2 separate regions of the Homo sapiens genome follow, and region 2 is linked to region 1. A link is an interaction called in ENCODE POLR2A ChIA-PET data of the cell type or tissue named here. Cell type or tissue: Panc1. All regions are shown on one strand. Links, peaks and the distances in the headings refer to the core of each region. The heading gives the core; the rest is flanking DNA.

Region 1 (6,362 bases), core at 530-5,529:
ACCAGCTACATGCATGGCATCATTTGGTTCTATAAGAACATCTTTGAGACAAATATTAATATCTTGATTTTAGCGAAATTGAAATACATAGTTTACCTGTGGTCACATAGCTAGATAAGTGACAGAGCCAGGAACAGGACTTGGTGCTCCTGATCCTGAACTTCCTTGAAATGTGTTGAAGTTGTGGCCTTATTGTTTGTGAATCCCTTGAAGGAAATAAGGGAAATACTGAAATGAGACAGGACTTCGGAGCTATTTCCCCTGCCTCCTACCTCCTTAATTGGATTTACTGCCCAGCTGCCAAATGTTCTAGACACCAGCCTGTGAGCCTCTGCATAGGCTGGGAAGCTTCAAAGATGTGAACAGGGCAGACACTCCTCTTGCTCCTTTATTTGCATTGCCTCCTTACTGCTAGTCCATTCTTTAAGATTTTGATATTATCCATTTTGTAAATGCCAACTGTGGAGACAACCAAATATTATCTTTTTTTTTCTTTCTATTGAGCCCCAAAGATAGTGAAAAAATATCCAGCTTCCAAGAGAATGAAGAAGAATAATAGTGAATCTTTAAATTCATATTCTGGCTTCCAAGACAAATAGATTTTAGAGACAAGAATGTACGAATGCTTGTCTGTGAATGTTTTTATATATCATGTATAAATATATAAATTTTACATTTATAAATAAGGAAGTATGTTTGGGTGGATGGGTTTAATATGAAAGAGAAACAGTATGTGCAGCTCATATAACGCCCAAATCTTTATCATTAGGTCATATTTGAAAATATTGCATGCTGAGTACTTTTCACATTGGAAACATTTACTATATAGTTATCAGTGGCCCTTGTTATAATGACTCATATTATAACAGGAATCTGATTATACTGCAGGTCAGATTATATCCTAAAGATATATTTGTATAGAACAAGAATAAAAGCCAGGAATTCATGAGATGAATGATAATATTTTTTTCTCCTAGGTAAGATAGAGTACCTTTCTTATGCATAGTAGGCCCACAGATACTTGCAGAATTGAGTTTTAACTCTTTGGTGTCAGACTTATATATGCTTTAGCTATTTAGGGTGTAGTATGTGCTTAATTGAAGAAAAATGTAATCCTAAGTCTAATACCTGGACAATAGTAATGAGAACTAAATTACTTTTGACATTGAATTCTTAGAGCTTTAACCAAAACTGGCCTCATTTCTGTAATTAATCAGGAGTGATGGTAGGTCTTCAGGTACTGTCCTTGGCATAGGCATTTGCATCTGATAGAAGGTGATAGCAGTGGGCTAGGGGAGGTCCTCAAATGCTGGTGGGACCCCAAACCCTGCTGGTGTCTAGGCGCTTGACATCCTCACAAGAATGAATTCAAGTATGAGTTAGAAAATAGTGAAAGTGTGGAGATTTATTGCAAAGCAAAAAGTACACACTCAAGAAAGGGGAGTGTGGGCATGCTTGAGAGAGTCACACAAGGTGGTTTGGGGCTGCTACCTTTATGGATTTCTTTAACCAAGGGATGGAGTATTCACGGAGATTCCTGGAAGAAGCTGGAGATTTCTCAGAACTATGGTGCTACCCATTTTTACCTCAAATAACGATGTTCTGGAACTGTCATGGCACTGGTGGGTATATGATTGAATATGTGAATGAGCATAGAATAAGGTCCTAGGAGAAACCTGGATCAAATCCAGCACCATGTTGGACCCAGTTTGTCTTTGCCAGCTTGGCCCACACCCTGTTTTTCAGGGTCTTATCAGCCCCAAGCTTCTGCAGCTATTTCAGCAGTTTCCTTTTGCTTAGTCATGTGAAACTGCTGCCTAGAATTTTTTATTCTGCTGCAACCATCCTGCATTATTCTTGTCTAAAAACCATATAGACAGACCAAGCAAATGGATTATTATCCTAATAGCCATGGGAATGAAGACAAGGTAGCAACATGCCCCCGACAAACTTAGTTGTTATAGATAGGTCAGAAGAGCCTCAACCGATTTATCCAATCTTGAGGTGCAAAAGGTGTTATTCTGTGTTGATCTTGCTTTCTAAAACATGCAATGCCGCTCACAGCTCAAAGTCTCTTAAATCCCTTCCTCTTTTTCTCCCATCTTTGCGTGAGTGAATTTTTTTTTTTTCACATCATAGTAAAGTGAATTCTTTAACCTCTTTAACCAAAATGTCATTGGAATCTTCTGGTTTTATAATAATATTCATTATTATATTCTGGCATGCCTGTGCAGATAGGGTTTTGTTCAGTGAATAATTCCTTTTGAGCCACATATGGCAGAGAGAGTACCATACCAGGTACCAGGATACCAGGAAGGAGGACCAAAGAAGAGTCTTTGCCTTCGAGAAGATTGTTTTTAAAGCTTTTCATCTTTTTTAGTAAGTTGGGATTCCATTCATCTGCCTAAGAAGGATGAAAGGATTATCTTTGTTTTTATTGGCAGGAATGAGGGGTGAAGTAGGGGAGTTCAACATCTATTTTTTGCAAATAAAGTAATATGCTTTAGAGTAGCCAGATCCTTTGGGCTTTGATCACTGTTAGAGCATAGCCAAGCGTACTAACGCAATATGGAACCAGATGCTAGAAAGACATTTAAAAGGCCATGTATCTTAAGTAGTTTATGTAGCAGGATTTTTCCCCCTCTACCTCTTGAGCCAATAAATCCATTCTATCTAATTTGACCACCACTAATTAATTAGTTCAGATGTAAATTAAAGGAAGTTATTATTTGGCTGTTGAAAGATTTTTATGTATGACTACATCATTTTCTCATGTTTTGATGAATATTTAGAATCCCAATCTTATATTTTTTTTCCTTAAAAAATCTTGCTACAAATCTTGTAATAGCTGAAGTGCATGTTTTAGGAAGGCAGGGAGCACCTTTAGTTTAATGGTATGTGATGGTGGCAAGAATGTTAACCCAAAGCTTTGCTTATGGTGGGGGTGGGATTGGGGTCTAAGCCTGATGTCACTGAGCAAACACATACATGGCTTCAATGTACATGATGACAAATGAGTCTTAATTACATGAATACAGATAGTAAGCTTATACTGTGCGTGGTTTGTGACATGCCTGAAAACATGAGTGTATTGAGTAGATGAAGACTAAATCATTAACAGTCAACCATTGTGCTCCTTGAATTCTTTTTTCCTTAAAAAACAATTTTTTAAGGGGATTAACACATCTGGTTTTGTGTTGAAATATCTCTTAACGAAAATTTATGGTCTTGAAATAAAGACCAGGGTGAGAAAAAGGAGTCATCTATTTTTTCTTATTGGCTAATTTATTAATAGCCCCATGGAAGGACATATGACCATCTTACCTAAATTGATGTTTTCTTAGTTGTGTGGCAGTGTATATTTTTGAGCCCCGAGACTACCAAACAGAAAAAAATACATTTGGAAGTAAAAACCACCCTTTGGATATTTATATTAGTTCAGAGTCTTCTTTGCAAGAAGCAGAAACTGACTCTAACACATAGAGGAAAGGGTTGATCGAAAAGATGTTGAGAAAAGCACAGACTTGACAAGGAGCCTGGAGAACCAGGCTTGGAAAATGGGCAGGCATTCCTAAAATGTGGCTATACTCTGGCTCTGCCTTTGAAGCTGCGCCACCAGAAATACCATTTGGGGTTCTGGTCATGCTTTTTCTTCTCTTCCAAATGACATGGACCATAGCTAGCAATCTGCTGGCTCATAAAACTCTTATCTACTGGTTAAGGACCTCAACCAGTCCCCACTTCAGATTTCTAAACACTACGCTTCATCTCATTACCAAGGGGAACCTTGAAGTCTTCAACCTAGCTCTTGCTCTCAACTTTTTCTTAGTCTTTTTACTTTTTCCATTATATTCTTTGATATATTTGAGAAAATGGCTTGCTTTTAAAAAGTGTCTCCAAAGGTTTGGCAAAAAAAAAAAAAAAAAATGCTTCCTTCTGAAGTCAAAGAGGAAAAGTACTGAGGCCCTGTAGACTCTACAGTGGAACAGCCACTATGACATGAGTAATAAAATCCTCTGAGGGCTTTGAGGCACCAGCTCTCCCAGGCTGCTGGGAGGTGCACCTGGAATTCATCAGGATTTCGGATCAATTATAACTGTATTCTCATCTGCTTCTGTAATGACAGCATCTGGCTTTAGCAAAAAAGCCTGAGTTTGGTTATTAAAGGCTCAACTCCCTCCCACTTTTGACCTTCCAGTACAGAAAGATGGAGCCTTGTTGAATGAGTCACTCGAGGCCACCAGCACTCTTGTGCACAGCACTCTTGGCAGTAGTTGTTCTTTTTTCTGCCTGTTGCTAGAAGGCTTCCTAAGAAAGCTGATGTGTGGTTTAGCTACTGGGCATCTGAAGGCACTCGTGCTACACATTATTAAGTTGAACTAAGAAAGCCTGTCAAGTTTTATTTATAGTGGACCAAATTGGGCAGGAAGGAGAGTGAAGATTTTGGTGTGCTTCCAGCATCCCTCTGAGTTTAATCCCATGTAATCTAACCTCCCAAGCATTTGAGGGTATAGGATTGTAAATCTAGCATGAGACCATCCAGATAACTTCCTAAGTGGTAAAGTAAGGGTACTCACATTTTTCAGTCTCTCATTGAACTATAAGCAATGTATTCTCTCAAGTCTCAAACTGTAGGAGCCACAGCCGTAGAGCATGTATGTATTTCATGGTATCAGGCCAGAATTAGATTGATCTAATTAACCAAGATTCTTCTTGACTGGTCCTCCTCCTTAGCATTAGGAAGCAAAGTCCTAGTCTTAATGTGGTGTTAGTGCTGCTGAGTAACTTTTTTTGTCTGTTTATCAACTGTTGCAATTTTTTGCTGTGGATACGAAAGTACCCCACACTTCATTTTTTTAGGCTCCTGGCTTCTGTGGGTCAGGAAGCCAGGCTGGCATGGCAGGGATTGTCTCTTCTTTGTTTTGTCTGGGGCCTCATCAGGGAAGACCTGATTGACTGGGGATGCCAGTCCATCTGGAGGCTGTTTCACCCACATACCTAGTTTTTGAGCTATGATACCTCTCAAGGACTGGGCCCAGCTGGGACTATCAACCAGAGAGCCTCCATGTAGAACTCCACGTGGCTTGGGCTTCTCACAGCATAGCATCTGGCTTCTGAGGGAGAGTGCCCCAGGAAGGAGCATCTGAAGAGCCACCATTCAAAGAGCCAGAGGCTGCTGAGTGTCTTCTGAGCTGGTCTTAGAAGCCGTGTAGTGGTCACTTCTGCCATGTTATCTGGGTTCCCAGTGAGGCCCTGAGCCCAACCCGGATGCAAGGGGAAGGCAATGGCTTCTCTTCTTGATGATTGGCCGTCGGGTTACTGTGCAGAACATGTGGGGTGGGAGAGAGAGCTGTGGGCTCATACCATTGTAGTCTGTATACCTCAGTAAGTCTCGTACCTCAGTAACTGTATGAGATTTACCAAAATGTTTATTGTTATTCGTCTTTCATTTTCTCCCTCTTCTTTACTCAATCCAATACTTGGTTTTTCCTTTTGACTGAAAACTTTATAAACTTTTTGATTGGAGATAAAAAAGATAGTTTTTAATTCTTTCATGTGAATCTACTATGGGCAAATGATATTGTGAGAGCCTTCCCTAGAGAAAGGAGCCATTTTCATAGGATGTCCAAGTTTATTTTCTGGTAATGAACTAGTTATTTCTTTACCATTAGTGTCTTTAACATCTGGTTAAGGGAATGAAGGCTGGTATCCTCCTGATTGTTAAGGGATGAGTCATACTCACTTACTGAAAAAAATGTGAGTGCTTTCTATGTGTCAGAAACATTGATAAATATTGGAATATGAAAATGAATCAGACATATGCCCTGCCTTTAAAAGAGAGCCTCCCAGGCTAGTTGAGGAAGCAGATAAATACTTCGACAGTTGTAATACCAGGCTTTATAAAGGTAATTGCAAGATGCTCTGCAAAGAAGAGGAACAGCTGACCAAGACAAAGTAGGGCTGGAGGCAGATGGGGAAAGAGCTCTCAAGGAGGCTCCTTATAGGAGAGGGTGCCTGAACAGAGTTTAGGGTGAACAAGGTTAACCAGGTGTATTCCTTTCCCATTGCTGCTGTAACAAATGACTACAAACTTAGTGGCTTAAACCAACACCAGTTTATTATTCTACAGTTCTGTAGACCAGAAGAATAAAATGAGTGTATAGGGTGGTAATCTCTGAAGGCTCCAGGAGAGATTTCATTTCCTTGGCCTTGTCAGCTTCCAGAGGCCACTTAGATTCTTTGGCTTCCAGCCCCTTCCTCCAGCTTTAAAGCCAACAACATAGCATCTTGTCTCTGTCTCTCTGCTTCTCTTGACACATTGCCTTTTCTCTCTGACTTCTCTGTCCTTCTTCCTTTAAGGA
Region 2 (6,362 bases), core at 968-5,967, 61 kb after region 1:
GACTCTGTCTCAAAAAAAAACAAAACAAAACAAACAAAAACCAAAGAACGTGGAGTTCCTTTTTCATTAGTATGTCCTCCATCCCAATTACACCTGGCGTTATAAAATGAATGTACATTTTCTATTTGCTTGATCTAAGTCATTAATCTACTAGAAGAGGGGAATGAGTATCTGTTTATAGGGCAGTTTTTATCCTCCTTGGAGTATTTTTCATTTTCTGATCCACCCCAAAGCCCCAGATAAATTCCTTTGTACCTTTATGAACTAACTTGAGTATATATTGCCTTCCCCCTTTCCTGCCCATCTTCCCCACCCCCATCCCCAGGTATGATTAACAATGCACTAACCATGTACTAATGCAATAGATCTTGGCTTTTTATTCTCTTCTGTTTGTGTTGTTTGGCTGTCATTTTCAATGCAGTGCTGAAGACTGTGCCCTTTACTGCTCGCACCGCCAAGCGTGGCTCTCGGTTTTTCTGCGAACCTGTTCTCACTGAGGAATACCATTACTAAACTATTACTCTTTCTCACCTGATGCTCTTAAAAGGTTGCTACAGGTTTTTTGATGTCTTATGTCCCCCTCTGTGTGTCTGTCAGGGCCCACCAACATGCTAGCATGGAATTGCCATCTCCATCATGTTATATTTTGTGTTGTTCTCATGCTGCATGGTTTTGCATTTCAATTATTATTGCTCACTCACTGGCCACTTTCAATACATGTATGTATTCACATTGCTGTAACAGTCTGGGTGTGTTTGACAGCTGAATTCATAGAATTGTTCACAGAAATTTTCAGAAAAATAGAGCAAAAATATTAAGAGCACTTCTTTGAGAATCAGTATTGGTACCAAGTAGATTGCTTATAAGATTTTTGAGCTAATGTCCTTCAACATATCCATTAATAACAATAACTGCTATACCTAACATGTATTAAGAACTTACTGTGTTCAGGTTGGATGCAGTGGCACACGCCTGTAATTCCAGTACTTTGAGAGGCTGAGGCAAAAGGATCACTTGAGCCCAGGAGTTTGAGACCAGCCTGGGTAACATAGGGAAGCCCCATCTTTACAAAAATCAGCTGGGCATGGTGGTGCACACTTGTAGTCCCAGCTACCCGGGAGGCTGAGGTGGGAGCATTGCTTGAGCCCAGGAGGTGGAGGTTGCAGTGAGTGGAGATCCCACCAATGCACTCCAGCCTCGGCAACAGAGTGAGACCCTGTCTCAAAAAAACAAAAACAAAAAACAAAACATACTGTTCTAAGTAGGTTTACAGATATTAACCTAGCCCTTTTATCCTATACCCAGTTAATATGCTTTGATAGCATAATCACCTGCCATATGAAAGTGCTCAGGAATGCGAAGTGCTCTAAAGTGCAAAATGACTTGCAGAAGGAACTGTGAACTATGCACAGCTGCAAATCAGGCCTTTCTTAACTCTCTTATACGTCCATAGCATGATGGAACTCGTAATATGAGCTTAACACAGGGAGCCCTTTTAACCTAGCTTGTATATGTAGATATAGGCAATCCATAGCTTTATGTCACCCTACTTTAGTAGGCCACCTCTATTCCTTCTGAATGTCATGCCCATGTTCAACTATCAGTAATTCCATGTTGGAGCAAAGCTGTGAGGCAGGACATGAATACAAAGGCTTAGGTCCTCCCACTGTCTTATCTCATTCACGCATCTTCACCGGTAGCTCTGTTCCATGTCAAACCCAGGCTATTTCTTCTGTGATCAGATCATATCTTGACCTGCTTCTTTGGTCAGGATGATGGCACCAGAAATACTAACAGCAAATATCATTGGAAAATGCCACTGTTTTTAAATTGGGGGGGAAAAAAGGGTCAAACTTTTCAAAGTAACCTCCTGGGCACAGTTTTTGATGCCTAATAAGAAACGAACTTCTCTCCAGTGTCTAGTTGATTAGAAAAGAGACAAGGGAAACACATACTCTAATTGGACGTAGCCATTGACTCCTGTGCTGAGATTGACATGGAATTGGGTATGTGTTTATTTTGTGGCATAACTATTCTATGAATTGCACTTATGTATGTTCTTCTATCTCTGATATCAAAGGACATAGAGTGTCATTGCCTGCTCTGCAGTGTACTTACCCACCAGTGCTTATTAACAGGCTAGAAAACTGTCATCTGCTTGGCTGATGTTTGCTGTCAGTTTTGCTGTTGGACTATATCTATCTTTCTGGAGCCAATCTTCAAAGCAGCTTGGAACTGGGTGGTCAGAGAGCTGGGTGGGAAGATGCACTCATCCTTCCCTTATTTGATCTAACATTTCTTGTAGTAATGGCTTCTCATTCTCTTCCTCTGTTGGCTAACATGCCTGGGAATGTTGAGCACTAAGTTGAGTTGCTTTCCATTTTCATCCCATTTTTTCTTAACCATCATTTTGTGTTTTTGTTTTTTTCTGTTTAGCCTTAAAGAAGAATAATATCACTAAATTTCCAAATGTTCACTCGAGGGTAAGGATTTCTTCTAGCACACCGGTGGTGGAGGATACACAGAGCTGGCAAGCATCACTTTTTACTTAGCTTCCTCCTCTCTCTGTATGCAGATCAATGGTTTTCAATCTATGGCTGAGGGTAATACTGGTGAGAATCTGACCAGGGAGTTTTTGTACCTCACATTCCAATGATGCAGGGATTGAGCCTCTCTGTTGGACTCTTTCTCGGCCTGCTTTTAAGTTCTAAGTGTGATGGCTTGGGCAAGGGTATTTGCTGATGATTGTATTTGCTTTGAGTGTTGGGCTGTCCTTCCCTTACCCCTGTCTTGGCCTTTGAGTTACTCAGTTAAACCCATTTTGATCTGAAGCGACTGAAAGCAGGTCCTGGCCAGGTAACATTACAGCCTTTGAAGGATTAAGATCTTTAGAACTAATTGCTCAGAGGATGAAGAACCACAAAGCTGCATATGAGGCAAAAGTGTAATTCTGGCCTTTCATTACCAGTGTGGGCTAGGAAGCAGAGGCTTGAGAGGATTGGGGTATGCAAAACTATTTTTTCCTTAAATTTAAGAGTAGAGGCTGGGCATAGTGGCTCACACCTGTAATCTGTAATCCCAGCACTCTGGGAGGCCGAGGTGGGCAAATCTGTTGAGTTCAAGATCACCCTGGGCAATGAAGCAAAATCCCCATCTCTACAAAAAAAAAAAAACAAACAAACAAAGTTAGCCAGGCATGGTGGCAAATGCCTGTAGCCCAGCTACCTGGGACGCTGAGATGTGTGGATCCCTTGAGCCCAGGAGGTGGATGCTGCAGTGAGCAGAGATCACCACTACACTCGAGCCTCAGTGACAGAGACTGTCCTCCCCTCACAACCCCCGCCCACCCCCCCAGAAAAGAGTAGGGCAGGGTCACACAAATTCCAATGAGTCAAGGAGCCAGGAAGGTAACAGGCCTGGTAGGAACTGTGCTGAACCTAGAGCACAGATCTTAGCTCCAACTTCTTTTTGCTGTGTAGGAACTGGGGCCCGGTTTTGCCAGATCTTCCAGTTTTTCAAAAGAAGCCAGAAACCCTGGTCTTTATGTTAATTACCAATTTAAACACCAGGAAACTGTACATGTGCGGGGGGTGGGGGGGCACAGTGGAGCAAACATTCTGTGGGTCAAATGTGGTCCATCAGCTGCATTTTCAACTTGTTGAGTAGATAAAGGGATACAAAAGATTCAATTTGGTTTAATTCTGTTATTTGTTTGTATTTCCCTTTCTAAAGATAGCATGTATTCTAGCAGAAGTCAACAATACTAAGTTAATGAAAGGGAAGTAAATACTAATTAAACAGGAAAAGTATAAAGCCTGCTTTACTTTTTTCACTATGCCCTGACTTCATCAAAGGGAGGCTGCATAGCCTAGCCTGCTGGCTAGCTACCTGACTTACTCAAGAAAGCATGCCTTCATACTGAGTTCTTGTATAAAATTCCTCTGCTCCTCCCACTTCATCCTGACAGAGCAATGCCTATTTGGACTGGTATGCAGTGATTGACTCATTCATTTAACAAGGATTTTCTTATGCAGGAGGGCCCACACAACTACTTCTTGCTGACGTAACATAAAAAATATTGGGTGGTAGAGCTCGGTAGTCCCCACTTCTCAGGAGGCTGAGGTGGGAGAATCGCTTGAGACTGGTTCAAGTCTGGCCTGGACAACATAACAAGACCCCATTTCTTAAAAAAAATAGGTGGCAGAAAAGGATGCCAGGGAATAGATTATTATTTTGGTTTAGATTTAATGGTTAATTGAACATCATTTTGTTTAAAATTTACAAAATAATAAACTCAGCTAGCTTAATGGAATGAAAATAATAGAGCCCTTATCTGCAAACTGAAGGTCTTTAGGTTCTTGTTAAAACTGCGAGGAAAAGATGGGACAGGACAGTCTGCTTTATTAATTTTGCAGTTTAAAATTTATTGCAGTTACTATTTATTCATTCAGGCTTCCAGAATAAAAACAAAACAAAAAAATTAAGCTACAGCTGCTTCTAATTTAAGAAACATTTCAAAATAAGACTTCAGCTAGACTCTGGCCAGTGACAGAAATAATCTATGTATTTTTCTCTCAAAGTCCTAGAATCCTACCAGTATTACATCCTGTTTTGTTTGATTGTAAATATTGAAGGCAAATGTTTTATGTCTTTGATTCAATGCTCAGTGAGTTTGAAGGGCCCATTAGCTGACTTTTCTACACAAGCTGCTTTGATTGGCTGCCAGCTGGCCTTTGTCCTGCTTAGACACATGCTATTAAAGGTTGCTATTCTCTCACTGGCACTCTCCCCTTTACAGATCTTAGAAACCAACCATACAGACGAGCCGATGCGGTGAGGAGAAGCGTCAGGCGGCGCTTTGATGATCAGAACTTGCGTTCTGTTAATGGTGCCGAAATAACAATGTGAACCTGAGACTGGCCTGCATGAATACAGGGTGTGCGTGAATGAAACTGCCCACATGAACTTTATGTGCTACGATTTAACTGCAGCCTTGAACACACACAAAAATATTCTTAAGGGCTCAGATTTAGCAAACACGGAAGAATTTTAAAATGAGCTCTCCTTTCAACCCTTGTTAACAAGTGCCTAAAAATGGAAGTACCTGTTCAGATTAATCAAAGCAATAGGATTTGATTTGATTAGGTATCTTTTTACACCAGTATGTTATTTTTAACCAAAATGTAAAGTTCTTATTAAACTCATTACCTGCCATTGTGATTGTCCCATCATGGCCCACCTGGTTTCCTGATGTTGTAAATAACATCAATGCATCTGCTGTGGGTCCTTTGCTGAGATGTCTTCGAAGGAATTTTGTTTTAGCCATATCCATCAACTTTGTATTTTACTTGCAATTTGGAAGAAGGAAAGTCACATGATGAAACTCCTTTTGTCTATAACCAGGCCCTGGCAAAGTGCAAACAGGATGCAACTGCAGTGGCACAAAGGTCACTCAATCCTTTGTTTCCAGTTTCACATTCTACTACTTCTGCGCTAGAGAACGATGCTCTGTGAGAGGCATTCACTAGTATGAATGTGGGGATATAGTGTATAAGACTTATTTGCAGTACTGTGTTCTTCAGCTAGAGGCAGCTTTTTAAATAATGCAAGTGTATTTATTAGCATTAAAATTAACATCTCAGTAATCAGCATTAGCATTTCTGAGGACCATTATTAATTCTGAGAACAGAAATTGGTGCCTTGCAAGGAAGTTTACTAGCTCTATCAACAAGCATTCAAGGTTACATCTGCTAGCAGAGTAGTGTTAGGAACCTGGCCTTACTCTCCTCTGACAATCGCAATTTTTTCTTATTTTTTATAAATTCAAGAAGATACACTTGGCATCGTGTATCGAGGCTAAGTTTTTCATGCATTTCCCAGACTACTTATGGAGAATTGCAGTTTAAGTTGCTGAAAAGTATTAACATGGTATTAAGCTTAAATAATACGTAATGGGACTAGATGGCCCACTAAGCCACTGTTATTTTCCTTCCTCTCTGGCAGGGCACTTGATCCATTCCAAAGTCAAAAACTGGACTGAAGCTAAATTTGTACTTTTCATAATATACATTCTGCTTCTGGCTTATCTTCTTGGTACATCAATATATTAATTGTAAAGTTTATTGTATAGTATTTAACCGCTGAAGTTCCTATTTTATGTTGTGCTTATGTGAACCCCTTGGTGAAGGTCCCTTTTCCTTGGATGTGTAGTTATATGATCTTTTTAAATGTACAGATATTTTGCTATAAAATCGGTGCAGTTTTTTATGGTTTTTACACTTCTCTTTAATTCCCACCTAAGCCTCTGGGTAATATTGTAAATATTGTTTTAAAATGCATCAGCCTATGCTATACAATCTGAA

The links. Peaks named below come from ENCODE experiments on the same cell type or tissue, not always from the same donor. Only the 100,000 strongest peaks of a DNase experiment are listed, where the experiment ranks them.
Region 2: POLR2A ChIA-PET joins it to region 1 with 10 read pairs; 3 of 35 experiments call an interaction of 5 or more read pairs at or near these places.

The regions. Positions count from the first base shown.
Region 1 is chr2:152,582,012-152,588,373 of GRCh38, forward strand. All of the region lies in intron 9 of FMNL2 (formin like 2), which reads left to right. Among named protein-coding and RNA genes, the nearest start is that of PRPF40A, 130 kb to the right of the region's middle. In Panc1, for the core only: no CTCF peak of the experiment used is centred there; no DNase peak of the experiment used is centred there.
Region 2 is chr2:152,642,998-152,649,359 of GRCh38, forward strand. It overlaps FMNL2 (formin like 2), which reads left to right. Exons shown (of 26, transcript NM_052905.4): 26 at 4,799-6,362. The coding sequence ends at 4,908. Among named protein-coding and RNA genes, the nearest start is that of PRPF40A, 71 kb to the right of the region's middle. RefSeq lists an enhancer at 2,615-3,814. In Panc1, for the core only: CTCF peaks have their summits at 5,602 and 5,811; a DNase peak (open chromatin) is centred at 3,994.